3 separate regions of the Homo sapiens genome follow, and all the other regions are linked to region 2. The links are chromatin contacts, found by Hi-C or POLR2A ChIA-PET in ENCODE. All regions are on one chromosome and are shown on one strand. The core of a region is the stretch at or near the end of the contact, and the rest is flanking DNA. Distances in the headings are between cores, read along the strand shown. Region 1 has its middle 73 kb from the start of ZNF280D. Region 2 holds the start of ZNF280D (zinc finger protein 280D). Region 3 has its middle 55 kb from the start of LINC03065.

Region 1 (4,739 bases), core at 1,000-3,499, 72 kb after region 2:
ATCCACTCCAAGCCGTTTCAGACCATTTTCTACTCCAAAGCCCATCTTGCTTTGTTGTTGTCATTAATGCAGATCTGTTTATGTTATTTTTTCCTTTCTCAATCTCCTTAAAAATCTCCAAAGTATGTTGGATATCTGATCATGTCTGTCCAGAAAATTTCTATCCTCCTTATGACAGTAACACCCTAAGTTTATTTTAGGAAACCACCTCTCCCCAAGGTGGTTTGAGTGGGATTACCCCCATCTCCAGCTCCAGAGTTATGGATTCCCTAATTGGCTTCCCTAGCCACAGAGATAATGTTAGGGGAGGGCACTTAACCCATACCTAAACCATGTAGAGCACAGCATTCCCCTAGCCAAAGAATGGCTTCAGAGTGGGCATATGATTTAAGCAAATCCAATCAGAAAGATTGACTAGTTCTTGGGACCATGGTAGGAGCCAGACTGAAGATTAAGGATAAGGGTAGAGTCATGGGATCCAAAAGAGCCAGAACTGGGGCAGGAAAAGATCATCACCCTATGAATAAAACTTGTCCTTAGAGTGGGATCTGAACTCTGGACTTCACCATAACATAAGCCAATGGTTCTTTTTCTGCCTTTCTTTATTTTATGAAGAAAGGCTGGATTGAATTTTCTATTACTGGCAACCGAAAGGTTCTTAGCTATTATTCATCCAAGCTAATGTATTATTGCACGTAGAATAAAGGCAAAGTTCTTAATATAGCTTGAAGCACATTTGCATTTGCTGCCTGAGCTCTAGCCACAGAGGCCTATGTTTAACTTTTGTTCATGCCCTTCCCTCTTCCTGAAACCTTCCTGGCCTCCCACACACCCAATATTATGCATTTTGTCTTACTTATGCTTTAACTCTCAGCTCAAATTCCTTTCGTGACCCCTTAAACAGACAAAATCCCCTTAATATTCACTCTGAAAGTCCAGGAAGGATTCAATTTTGGTACTTATAAAAATATTTGTGAGATTATTTCATAAATGTCTGTCTCTCTCACTTAACTCTAAGTTACATGTAAGAAACTCTCCATAAGTTTCAGTTAACAACACACTATCAAATAACAACTTGAATTATACTTGAAAGGAAGAAGAAAGTCATAGTAAATATCACTGGTTCACTCACAAAATGAAAATAGGTTAATAAAATTTATTTTAAAGCCATCGTAGGAGGAATTTTCCTGGTCACATCCAAGCAACTTATAAAAATGGGAAAATTTAAAAACAGATGTATCAGAAACACATATTATTTTATCTAGAAAATAAATTAAATAGTGGAATTAACATCTTTTTATTGTAGAAGATTAAAGAATAAATTTGTCTTTAATGTAATTCAACCAAAGGGGGCAGAATACAACCAATGCATTAATTTAGAAGTGGATGGAATGATTTGGGGAAAAAAAAACCAGGATTTCTGGCAAGTTTCCCCTTCTGATTCAGAGCTGCAACAAAGAAGCTGTTAAAATGTTTGCAATTTCGTTTCAGTGTTGGATCAAATAATATACACGTGCAGCTATTGGAAAAAAGATTTTGAAATGATTTTGTTGTATTACAACTTACGCAGTCCATCATGGTCAAAAGACCATTTTAGATGAATTTCAGTTTTAAGAGGTCATATTACTGCATCAGTTTTTTTTTCCCTTGCTGTTCTATCTTCACTCCAGAGAAAAAAACAGAAATGTATGGGAAGGCTAAACTAACAATGTTGTTGCTCTAATGGAAGTTTCATAAATACAACAAAATTTATTATATTCTTAGTGGAACAATACTTAGTTGTTTTCAATAATAGTTGAACAAAATATATATATTTCATGAGTCTAGACTTGGAAAGAGCTGTGACAGCACAATTAGAGACACCTAGAAAAATGCGGTATCCCCCTTACCGTGGGGGATACGTTCTAAAACCCCCAGTGGATGCCTGAAGACACAGATAGTACTAAACATGCAAGTGTACTATGCATGAATTTCTTTTTCCTTCTTCACAATTTCACAGAGGGAGGATTCATTCTTACTGTAGATCTTAGTAATCTCGGTATGTAATTTTTTTTCTTTTTTAAGTGGAGAACTTACACTTTTTCACTTAAAGAAAGCATTTTATGGATCCTCTTTGGCATATCCACCATCATCACCACTCTTGCACTTTAGGGCCATTAGTAAGTAAAATAAGGGTTACTTGAACGCAAGCACTGTGATACCACGACAGTTGATCTCATTATCAAAAAGCTACTAAATGACTAATGGGCAGGCAGCATATTCGGCGTGAATACACCGAACAAAGGGATGAGTCATGTCCCAGGCAGCATGGAGCAGAGCAGTGTGAGATTTCATCACAAAACTCAGGATAGAATGCTATAAAAAACATAGGAATTATTTATTTCTGGTATTTTCTATTTAATATTTTCAGATCACAATTGATTGTGGGTAACTGAAACCACAGAAAGTGAAACCACAGATAAGTGGGAACTACTTTAAAATCAGAATGTTTATATCTCTTAATTAATTTTTTCTCCAACCTGAAATGCCCTCCCTTCTCATTTTTGCCAAATTCAACTTCTCTTTCATTTTCAACAACACAAAAAGCTCTCACGTCATAACCTTATTGTTCTGTTTTTTTCTATACCTGTAGACTAGTACAAGTAGTACTCACCGTGTGGTATCAGTGACTTCCAATTGACAACTCAAGGACTATACTATCTGTACTCCAAATCACCTGGAAAACATTTAAAATATATCTTCCAAATTGCTCCCCACCCTGCCTCTCCCACTTTCAAGACTTGAGTCAGTAAATTAGAACATCTAAGGAATCTGCAGTCTTTAAAAATATTTTCTGGCCTGGTGTGGTGGCACACACCTGTAATCCCAGCACTTTGGGAGGTGGAGTCAGGTGGATTGCTTGAGCTCAGGAGTTCGAGACGAGCCTGCACAACATAGCAAAACCCAGTCTCTACAAAAAATACAAAAAGTAGCTGGGCGTGGCAGCCCACACCTGTAGTCCCAGCTACTCGGGAGGCTGAGGTAGGAGGATCACTTGAGCCCTGGAGTCAGAGATTGCAGTGAGCCAAGGTCATGCCACTGAACTCCAGCCTGGCAACAGAACAAGACCTTGTCTCAAAAAGTAAGTAAATAATAAAATATTTTCTGTACACCCCTGTTGATAACAGCATTATTCTCAATCTCCAAAAGGTGGAAGCAACTCATTGATAGACAGACAAACAAAATGTGGTATACACATACAATGGAATATTTTTCAGCCTTAAAAAAGAAGCACATTTTGACATATGCTACAACGTGAATGAATCTTAAAGAATTATGTTAAGTGGAATAAGCCAGTCACAAAAAGATAAATATCATATAATTCCAATTATATGAGGTACATAGATTTGTCAAATCCATATAGACAGAAAGTAGAATGGTGATAGGGGCTAAGGGAGGAGGCCACAGGAGTTATTGTTTAAGGATATGGAGTTTCAGTTTTGGAAAATGAAAAAAGTTTTAAGGATGAAAAAAGTTTTGGAAGATGAAAAATGTTAGAGATGGATGGTAGTGATGGTTGCTCAACAATGTGAATGTACTTAATACCATTGAACTATACACTTAAAAACAGTTAAGATTGTGCATTTTATGTTATGTGTATTTTAGCACAACTGAAAAAAATAGTTAAAAGGGTAAATTTTATTTTACGTATATTTAACTACAACTAAAAAAAACATTGTACGTGGGAAATGCTGGTCTCAGTTTTTTGTGTTGGTTCTTCATTCTTAATTGTCATAATATTTTATTCATTCATTTCTTTATAAATAATGCACCATGCATAATTCTAGATGCTGGAGACATAGCCATGACTAAAGCAGACAAGGTCCCTGCTCTCACAGAGCCATAATTCTACCATCTATGACATCTTATTTGTGAGGATGAGATGGTATAGCATGGGATGGAAACCCCAATTTTACAGTGGCTTTAACACTCAAGATTTTACTCTCTGATATAAAATATCAATTTGGCAGGGACTCAGGATCCTTCCAGCTTTGTTCTTTATCAACCCTAGGGTATGACTGTATAGACATGATCCAGTGTGACTGCTGAATAGAGCTGGTCTTTGCATCTGTATTCCTACCAGCAGGAAGGAGAAAATACAACCAAGGGCATAATCCTTATTTTAGGTATACTCTTTGAAAGTGACATCCCATTGACAATAACTTAAACAAATGGCCAAGCCTAGCTGCAAGGGAAGCTGGAAAATGCAATCTTTGTTCCTGGCAGACATGTGTTTAGCTAGAATGCAAGGGTTCTTTTACTGAAAAAGAGGAGAATGGACACTGGAAGAGAACTATCAGAATCTGCTACACAATTATTTTCCCAGCACATCTTGAATTCTTTGAAGGATAAGAGGTCTCTCAACACGTAGAATTAAAAGGAAGAGCCCCTAAGGGGAAAGCAAAAAGATAATTTGAAATGATATCCCTCTGAGGGCTTCACCCCTGGAACAGCCCACTTCCTATTGGGAACATTTCCTTTTGATATGTAGACCTATGAACTAAAGAAACAAAACTCTCTTGCACATTCCCAACATGCAGTAATGGAACAGGTAGAAAATACTGCTATGAACATTGCTTTTTAAAAAGGAAGAAAATTGATACACACAGGATTCACTGGTCCACAGCAATTTTGAAATCTAGCTGGACATATGTTGCCAGTTCCTTGATTAAAGGATCAATTCTACTGCCTGGGAACAA
Region 2 (5,025 bases), core at 768-3,267:
GCAAGTACCTATCTCAAAAAAAAAAAAAAAAAAAAAAGACTGAAAAGGAATTTTGAAGAAATGGGGGGAAATGTGAATATATACTACACCACGTTAGATTTTAAGGAATATTCTTCACTTTCTTAAGTGTGATTGCGGTATTGTTACACAGAAAAATGGCCTTGATCTCTTACAAAATACATACTGACACACATACAGCATTTAGGGCTGAACTGTCATATCCGTAATGCACTTTGAAACGTTCAGAAAACAGAATGTGAGATAAGTGGAAAAATGCAAATATGGCAAAAAGGTAGCGTTAAAACTAAGTGTTCAAATGGGCTATTTAACTTTCCAATATTTTCGAAAAAAATAGCAAGTTGCAAAGTTAAGAAATTAACTCGAGAATAAAAATATAAAAGCCAGGCTAGATGGTGCACACCTGTAATCCCAGCTACGGAGGCTGAGGTGAGAGGTCAGCTTGAGCCCAGGAGTCTGAGACCAGCCTGGGCAACATAACAACCGCATTTCAAAAGTAAAGTATAAAAATATCAACGAAAGGGCAACTGAGTAATGTTTCTTAAAATCTTTAAGTGAGCCTCCTTGCCTATTCTCATCTACCTCATTCCCACAAAAATGGTATATACTAGAGTTGAGCACCGGAGAAGGAGTCAGAAGACCTAAGGTTCTATTAATATAATTGGCCTTGGCTCTTCCTAGTCAGTGACCTCATTAAAGTCCTCTCCCTGAGGCTCTGTTTCCTCGCCTGCAAAATGATTCCAGCAACCCAGACCACTTCAAAAGGGGCTAAGAGATACAAATCAGGGGTTATCAATGAAAGGCACAAAAGCAAGACACAATTACAACAGTATTTGTAGTGATGTTAAAACATCAGAGGCACACAGCCCTAACAATGGTATAAGCAAACCAGTGCCTTCCCTGGTTAAGTTTCTGCGTGGAGACAGCTGGAGTTGGCACAGCAGTCCCCCAAAGCAGGACACCTTACAGATGCTAAGAGGCAGCTTTTGTGCTTTAAAACTGTCCTTCTAGCGTTCCATTTTATGTTTCATGGCACTAAAAAAGACAAATTCTGTCCAAACCTGAAAATAAAGCCAAATATTTAAGATGACAGATTTTTTTTTTTTTAACAAATCTTCGCAAACAAAGGCCTTTGGCCAAAGGTCTCCCGTGCTTGCAGAAGCGGGTTCACCTTGACGTTTTTCCTCTCCAGCAGATTTCTCCTTAAAAGCGTTAAAACTTGCGATAAGTTGGGAGGAATTCCTTCCATCGCTGGAGCAGGCTAAAACCTCAGAGTGAGATCATTCTTTCCGTCTCAGTAAGTGAACCTTGCAAAGCTCAGAAAATTTTGTCTCCAACTCCACGTTTCTCCTCAGGGCCCTTCTTCTGTAGACAATAACGGGAATTCTATGGCAGAGGAGGGGAGGTCTCTTTGACAAAAATGAGGGTGCAAACGTGGAACGACCGGTCATCTGGGCAAAATGAGGGGCCCTGTGCCTGCAAATCCCGAATCCCCTTTGGTCTCCTTTCCTACGACTGAAGAGACACGGGGGTGGGCTGTGGTGTGAGGACCATGGGTCTTGGCCAAACATCGGCACAAAATGTACCAAAGGGAGTTGCCTCCAGAGAGAAAAGCCAAAACCAGGCTGGGGACAAACAGGCGCACACGCCTGGGAGAGGAGGTGGCGGAGGAGCAGAAGGCGAAGGCCTGCGCGGCCCAGGCCTGCAGCAGCCGAGGCGGCTGCCGCGTCGCGCCGGGATACCTCCTCCCCCGCCTGGGCCGACGCAAGATGGCGGTCCGGCCGCCGCCGCGCAGCCGGTCTCCTCCCCCGCGCTCTGGGCGCTCCCGACGACCCGCGCCGGCCTCAAGACCCCCAGTCCAGCGCCCCCGGAGTGAGGCGGCGCAGGCCGCGCGGGAGGGCCTCTGCCTGCTGCAGCGCAGGGCGGGCGGGGGCGGGGGGGCGCTTACCGTGAGCGGAGCGGATCGGCCTGACTGGAGCCCTGAGGAGGAGGAGAAAGAGGAGGAGGAAAAGGAGGAGCACGAAAAACTACACTGCGGCGACGGCGGCGGCTCCCATTGCGGAGCTGGCAGCCGAGCCGTGGAAAGGGGGGGGCTCTCGTGCAGCCGGCGCGCTGCCTCATGGGTAGGCTCCGGGTCAGCCTCCCCGTGTCCGAGCTCCCTGTCTTCTCGCCGACGCGGGAGGCGGGCACCGGCATGTGCGCCGCGTCGCGGGCCCTCGAAGACCCACGCGCCCCGCCACGCGCCGGTCCGGGGCGAGGGCCAGGGCCCTGCCTCCATGTGGGTGCGAGCTGCTGGCTGGTGTGGCCGGGAGGCAGCCCCAAAATCCGGACTGCTCGGAATTTGCAGGCGAGGAGCCGTGCGTTCCGGGCCCTCCGCGTGTGTAACGACCCCCAGTCCGTTGGCTTGGAAAGTGAAAAGGTCATGGGATACAGCCGCCGTTCGAAAGAAGCAAGGGGCCTGTGGGTCGAAGACTAAACCAGGAGAGAAAAAGGAATCGTCCGTTTCTTTAAATAACGAGCTGATTTTACCAAGTCTGTTTTAAATGTGTGGTTTTGCTTGCGTTCCCTGTCGAGGTCAAATACGAAGAGACGAATCTGTACATTTAGCGTTTTATTTGGGACACAGGAATTGCAAGTTCAGGTTATTTACACATACAGGGTGGTCTTCAGTATGTCAGAAGAACAAAGAGGAGTTAGGGGGTTTTATTTTTTAAAAAAAGTTATCTATTGTTTTTCTAGAAAGTTCGTTGACATTTAGTAAAGTTTTGGGTAGCTGGTTAGTTCTGACTGGTGAGGGAAGGGGCTTGGTAAAGCTTGCCCTACAGCTGCAGCAGGTTCTTTGAGAAGCTAAAACCTGAAGATAAAACCTGTTTCAGGTTACAGCAGGCGGTTTCAGCAGCCAGGCTTGCTGAGAATTCCATTCTTAGAGCAATGTTATGTGCCCTGAGGGCTTCCCCCAGCACTGGCTTCTCCATTCTTTTAGTTGGCTATGACAAGAGTGACCCAATTAGAATGATTAACTTGCACACTCTAATTCCTAACTCTGCCATCTGCATATTAACCTGTAATAGCATTTTTTAAAGTTTGACAACGAGAAGTATAAGAAATTTACAAGAAGAACACTTGCCAAGATACTGCTTGCGTAAATACTTGCTAAAGGTTGTATTCTGATCTGTAAGGAAAGTTTCCTAAACTGATTGTCTTCTCAAGAGCAATGGCATTACTGGTGCAGCTTGTGAGTGACCAAGACTTGAAATCTTGCCTGTTAGGATCCATAACAGACACCCTGTTCAATCACTGAATCTTGCTAATTCATCTTCCTATTCGAATTCAGTTTCTTCTCTCTCATCTGGCTTTCCCCAGTTTTTCTCAAGTGTTTATCATTACTGTAGTCTCCATATTGATTACTGCCCCCAAATTAATCTTCCCCAAAGACCACCTGGATCACTCCTACAGATCTGGTGTACTTGGAGGTAACCATGACCTATCCTTCTCCCACATGGGCCTGGGATCATCTACCCAGCTTTCCCTTTTCTGCTGGCCCTGAAAAATAAACCTTACAGGAAAAGACAGAAAATAGTCAAAACAGCAAACATGGAAAGTTTAAAAATTCCAAAATCTTGGAACATTCTTAAGACATCGTTTTTCAAATGTCCCTAAAGGTTAGCAAAGCATGCTACAGTGTCAGGTGAAATTACAACAAATTTAAAGATCTCGGTTGGCTTTATTGCAATTCTAGATTCAGGCACCACTTCATTCAGTAAAACAGAATAGGTGTTCCCATGAATGGAGCAGATGTGGTTGGCTTTATAGACAGAAAATGGGCTGAAGAAAGAAGAAACAACAAAAAACAAGTTGGTCTTTTCAAAGTTACTTTCCTTGTAAGGTGGGGCACTGAGACAGAATAATAGAAAGAAAACTGATTGGTTAATACCAGGTTACTCCAGATTAATATTGTAAGAACAACAGCAGCCAGGTGTGGTGGTGTGTACCTGTAGTCCCAGCTACTGAGGAGGCTGAGGCAAGAGGATTCCTTCAGTCCAGGAGTTCAAGGCTGCAATGAGCCATGATCCTGCCACTGCAGTCCAGCCTGAGCAACAGATCAAGACGTTGTCTCAAAAACAAACAAAAACGACTTAAAACAGGGAACTTCATTATCATGGGGATTGAAGGTTTAAACTGGCCTGTTTGGGAAATTAGGCTGTTATCTCTCTCCTGATTTCTCAGAAGGCCACATAACAACTCAGTTTCAGTTTTGTGAGCATGGGTAACTCCATGTTGGTTTTTAGTCTAGTCTGCTGGGGCTTAGTGCAGGAGTTTGGTCCAAAATAATGGCATCCTCATAAAAAGGAATGAAATAATGGCAGTTGCAGCAACCTGGATGTAATTGGAGGCCATTGTTCTAAGTGAAGTAACTCAGGAATGGAAAACCAAACATTGTATGTTCTCGTAAGTGGGAGCTATGTTATAAGGATGCAAAGACATAGTAATGATAGAGTGGACTTTGGGGACTCCGGGGAGAGCGTGAGAGGGGAGTGAGGAATAAAAGACTATACATTGGGTAGAGTGTATACTGCTCGGGTGATGGGTGCTCCATAATCTCAGAAATCACCACTAAAGAACGTATTCATGTAACGAGACACCACCTGTTCTCCAAAAACCTATGAAAATAAAAAGTAAAAATAATAAAATGATGGCATCCTATTATTTTTATTTATAACAGGATGAAAGAGAAGATTGCACTCTGTATTCTAGAGTCTAGTCCTCACTTTGTAGAGACAAAAGCTCAATGTTGCCAGTCTCCAGAACTAATTTGAATCCTGGGGGATGATTCATACCAACCAAACTTACTGAGACACATGTGTAAGCCAAAATTGCAATTATTTTTTGTTGTTGTTCATGAAAAACACAACTGCCATGGAGACCAAAAAGCTGGTTAATGTATTTTCATTCAAAGGAACATTTACGTGAGAGGCCAAATTACAAAAGATGACTCATGAGAATAGA
Region 3 (4,786 bases), core at 1,790-4,289, 99 kb after region 2:
CCTGTAATCCCAGCACTTTGAGAGGCCGAGGTGGGAGGATCACTTGAGGTTAGAAGTTAGAGACCAGCCTGGCCAACATGGTAAAACCCCGTCTCTACTAAAAATACAAAAATTAGGTGGGTGTGGTGGTGCATGCCTGTGATTCCAGCTACTCTGGAGGCTGAGGTATGAGAATTGCTTGAACTCGGGAGGCAGAGGTTGCAGTGAGCTGAGATCATGCCACTGCACTCCAGCTTGGGTAACAAAGCGAGACTCTGTCTCAAAAATTAAAAAGTAAAAATAGGCCAAAAGAATGGAATAAAGGGTATAGATACTGACAAATACATACATGGAAAATTGATATGGAACAGAAGTCTCTTACATATCAGCAGGGAGTGGCAAACATTAGCTAAGTGGTCCTAAGACAACTGGCTATGTACAGGGAAAAGGAATTTACATCCCCATTTCATACCACAACAAAATACATCCTACATGGGCTAAAAACCTTAAATGTATGGTAGGGTGACAGGGGGAATCTTAAAATTACAAAGTAAATACAGGAGAATGTCTTCATTACATTTTCAGTTTTCTTAAATAAAATAACAAAAGCATAAATGATAACAGTGATCATTTGAATACATTTAAATATTAAAATTCTATGAAACAAAAGACGCCAGACACAGTGAAAATGCAAGCCATTGGAGAAGTTAATTATAGTATATATTACTGGGTATTAGCATCAAGAGTATTTTTAAATCTCTATAAATGAATAAGAAAAAAGCAAGCAATACAGTAGAAAATTTGTCGATGATATCAACAGTTAATTGTTAGAAGGAAACTAAACAGCCAAAAAACATAAAAGATACTCAACTTCAGTAATAAATGCAAATTAAAACCACAATGAAGTACTATTTCACATCCATCAGAAGGGCAAAATTTAGAAGTCTGAGAAGCCCAAGTGTTGGTAAGGATGTGGAAGAAAAAGAAAAAAAGAACTTGTAAATATGGCTGGTGTGAATGTGTATTGTAGAAAATCACATTGGAGGACAATGTTGCAATATCAAACAAAGTTGATGAGCACATGCTAACCTATGACCTAGCAATTCTGCCTGTGGGTATGTATCCTAAAAAATTCTCACGCATATGCCCAAGGAGAAATGAAATACATTGTTTTTTGTAGCACCGTTTTTAATAGCAAAACATTGGAACCAACCTAAATGTTCAAAAATATAATTGTGGACAGGGCTCAGTGGCTCATACCTTTATCCCAGCACCTTGGGAGACCAATGTGGGCAGGCGGACCTCTTGAGCCCCAGAGTTCAAGACTGGCCTGGGCAACATGGTAAAACTTTGCCTCCACAAAAAATACAAAAATTAGCCCGGCATGGTGGCTCATGCCTGTAGTCTCAGCTACTCAGAAGGCTGAGGTGGGAGGATTACCTGAGCCTGGGGAGATTGAGGCTGCAGGGACCTGAGATCACAACACTGCACTGCAGCCTGGGTGACAGAATGAGACCTTGTCTCCAAAAAAAAAAAAAAAAAGAAAGAAAAAGGGAAAAAAAAGAATGGTGGATCAATAAATGGTGCCAAAGTCACACAATGAAATATCAACTATGTATGTGCAAAATATGTAAGAACCAGGAAGGAAGGATACATGCTAATTTCAGGATAGTGATTATCTCTGGGCAGAGAGCAATGGAATTGGGCAGTGGGTGCTATGGTTAAAATGTATCTGTAATGTTAAAACAAACAAGCAAAAAACTCTAAAGTCAGGCAAGATGTCAACATTGGTTAAATCTATGAAAAACAATAAGCCTGGATCATACTGCAGACTAATAAGAAATGATTTCCAGAACTACTTCAGAAGAGTGTGGGGTGTGGACTACCATGTGTGTAATGCTGAAGAAGAGGATGAGCTTGTTTGTGCAGACTTCCTAATGACACAAAATAAATTGGCAACAGTGATGGCCTCTGAGGGAGAGGGACACAGGAGACTGGCATAAGCAGAGGAAAAAGACCTTTACATCCTTTTTCTATTATTTGCCTGTTTTATCACTTGCATATATTTTCTCAATAGTAAAAAAATTAAAGCAAAAATATATTTTTAATAAAAATGATTCCTACCGCAACAATGCACTTAAAGCCAAAATTACAATTTTGAGGGACATTTTGCATGAAGTATAAGTGTACCCTTATGCTTGCCACCTTCCCAAATGACTGATTTTTCTACAGCGTTCCTGATAATAAGTTCCTTATGATCAGTCACACAGAAACATACACCCTGCCTGCTACATATGCTTTAACTGTGCATCTATTTATATGGGATGACAGATACTTTCCCTAATAAATCTTGCCATTTTCCCTGGTAAGGAACTGTGTGCTGACTAAATGGTTGCTGACACATGGGAGTTATTCCCATAATTTCCTCACACAGTAAGACAAATCAATGCAATGCAGAGCTCTGTTACAGACACTAACAGATTTGGAGCATGTCAGAAAGTGGGGGGGTATATAATGAATCCATGTTTCTAGACTTTCCTACCAGAGACAGCTTGAGGCAATCTGACAGCAAAGGCAGGATCTGAAGTCCTAAACTCAGACATTTTATCTCCGTGAGCTAATTTACAACCAAGAGAGCCACAATACTGTCAGATCTAGAACTCAACTACTTTAAACAGCGACCTTTTGTCTTATATTTTGCATTGATTTTTTTGAAGTGTTATGTTGTTTGAAAGCTAATTACCTTCCTAGAGGATTAATTTCAAACCTTTTCAAACCTAGAACCGCTTTAGGGAACAAAACAACTGACTCTCACTGCTTTCTTGTTATCCCAAGCTGGACTCCAAGGGCCCCAGGCCCCACTTGGTGTAAGGTATAGAATTCTGCTTTATACCAGTTTACAGGTATCAAGGAGGCAGGAGAGAGACTCAGGGTAGTGAGGGGAAAGAAGATCAGAGTCATCTCTTTTTCATGTCTTTCATTTCACAACTTCTTCCTTCCCATGCCTGCTGGTGCGCTCCCTCGCCTTGTTCCAGAGCCAAAAGACAGGTCAACTTCACTGCTTTTTATCCAAGTTGGCAGAGGTTGTGGCAGCGGGGTGGTAACTCTGCCCGATGTTCCCAAGCTGCAGCTGGGACATGTCCAACAGCAAAGTCACTCAGTAAACAGTTCTCTGTTTCTCTTTTCCTCGAGTTGGCTGGAATATCTCTAAGCCCTAGTACCACCCACTCTTTAATTCAAGACAAGCCCACAGACCAGAAACTTCACAGATCACTCTGTCTTAAAACAGTCTTTTGCTGGGTACAAAATACCATGTATAAAATTATTGATATGCTACAATTATTTCCATTCCAATCCCTATAGATTATCCTTTTTGACGGTTTAGTTTTTCTATTTTTATTAATATCCCTTGTACATCATTCAGTTCAATATTCAAAAACCTCCTTAGATGTTTATTTTGTGCCTAGCTTTGTGGTGATGTGGGGGAGATAAGCAAATACTGCACTTAACAGTTACTTATTTTAAGATGTTTACAAACTAATTGGAGAGAGAAAAGCCAATATGAAGCAAGTGATAACTAAAGAAAAACTGTCTTTAAACCCTAAAAGTGGGAGGAAATAGCAAAGACATGCAGAGGTCAGGAAAACTTTAAGAAAGATGTTGGCTGGGGCTGGGATTTGAAGGAGTGGAGGTTGAGGAGGGCTTTCCAGATCTCACAAGATGGTTAAGCTTCAGAGGCTGATCTCAGCAGAACATACTGTGGGACTGTCAGAGACCAGTTTAATAAAGCAACTCTGACACCAGAAAACTGGTAAACAAGCAAGCAAAAAAAACCAGGAACAGGTCGGGTGCGGTAGCTCACACCTGTAATCCAAGTACTTTGGGAGGCTGAGGCAGGCGGATTACGAGGTCAGGAGTTCGAGACCAGACTGGCCGATATGGTGAAACCCCGTCTCTACTAAAAAAAACATACAAATTAGCTGGGCGTGGTGGCATGTGCCTGTAGTCCCAGCTACTCAGGAGGCTGAGACAGGAGAATCACTTGAACCCGGGAGGCAGAGGTTGCAGTGAGCCAAAATCGCGCCACTGCACTCCAGCCTGAGTGACAGAGCAAGACTCCATCTCAAAAAAAACAGAAAGAAAAAGAAGAACAAGGGTAGATTAATAAGTTGGCTAAGAATTCATTATCCTTCCATATGTTGAGTACTAGAGATCAAAGGGAACTCATGAATCATGTCATGCACCTTCATGCCTTCATTTCACAGATGAGAACACCGAGGATAAGCGACTCAAAACAATTTCACCATAGCAGGTCACAAATTAGTGCCAGAGTGGAAATTCAACTCCAGGGCTTCCAACGCCCATGCATCACACTCCACTTCAAAACCCCACACTGTTATGCTTCACTGATGGAAGGCCCTTTGGAACAGTGATATACTAATAGTAACAAAATAATAAATTCCAAAGTAGAGGTATTATAGAAGGGATAAGGCTTATTTTGTGTACAGATATTTCTAAGTTTTTCTTTTCTTAAATTGCACTAGCTATTATATCAGGTTTCACCTCCTCTGCTTTTGACGAAGTCTTCCATGGCCCTGCCTAGCCTTTCTGACCTTATTTCCCAACACTCCCTATTCTACAGGCTCCACTCAAGCCAGATGTGTCCATTCATAGTCCCCAGCTTTTGCTAGGCTCGTGCCCATCTCTGGGGTGTTGCTCCTGTTTTCCCCTTTTCAACTTTCAATTGATATAAAACCCAAGGCTCAGTGAGGACCTTTGGCTACCTCAAGTCTTCTCTGGACTCCTA

What was found. A loop is a pair of places that touch in the nucleus more often than their neighbours do. ChIA-PET counts read pairs that join two places held with the same protein, here RNA polymerase II (POLR2A). Pooled maps may share reads with other maps.
Region 1: a loop to region 2 is called in a map of B cell, with 2.2 times the contacts of the local background. The contact joins the enhancer-like site here to the promoter of ZNF280D in region 2. A Hi-C loop is called at or near these places in 19 of 168 maps with a recorded cell type or tissue (A673, B cell, Calu3 and 14 more), 4 of 37 single-sample maps with no recorded cell type and 17 of 50 pooled maps. POLR2A ChIA-PET finds 5 or more read pairs at or near these places in 6 of 52 experiments (A549, AG04450, K562 and 3 more).
Region 3: a map of sigmoid colon shows a loop between it and region 2 (6-fold over the local background). The contact joins the enhancer-like site here to the promoter of ZNF280D in region 2. A Hi-C loop is called at or near these places in 1 of 168 maps with a recorded cell type or tissue (sigmoid colon) and 6 of 50 pooled maps. POLR2A ChIA-PET finds 5 or more read pairs at or near these places in 2 of 52 experiments (H1 and activated CD4-positive, alpha-beta memory T cell).

Annotation. Positions count from the first base shown.
Region 1 is chr15:56,803,707-56,808,445 of GRCh38, forward strand. No RefSeq gene overlaps it. Among named protein-coding and RNA genes, the nearest start is that of ZNF280D, 73 kb to the left of the region's middle. RefSeq lists an enhancer at 3,127-3,296. Within about 2 kb of position 2,250, at least 7 of the 41 ENCODE cell types and tissues checked have a DNase peak (open chromatin) inside an H3K27ac peak, as active enhancers do; they include A673, B cell, endothelial cell of umbilical vein and 1 more, where a contact is called at or near this core.
Region 2 is chr15:56,731,492-56,736,516 of GRCh38, forward strand. It overlaps ZNF280D (zinc finger protein 280D), which reads right to left and starts at 2,018. Exons shown (of 22, transcript NM_017661.4): 1 at 1,967-2,018. RefSeq lists a silencer at 1,768-2,037.
Region 3 is chr15:56,829,317-56,834,102 of GRCh38, forward strand. No RefSeq gene overlaps it. Among named protein-coding and RNA genes, the nearest start is that of LINC03065, 55 kb to the right of the region's middle. Within about 2 kb of position 3,040, at least 13 of the 41 ENCODE cell types and tissues checked have a DNase peak (open chromatin) inside an H3K27ac peak, as active enhancers do.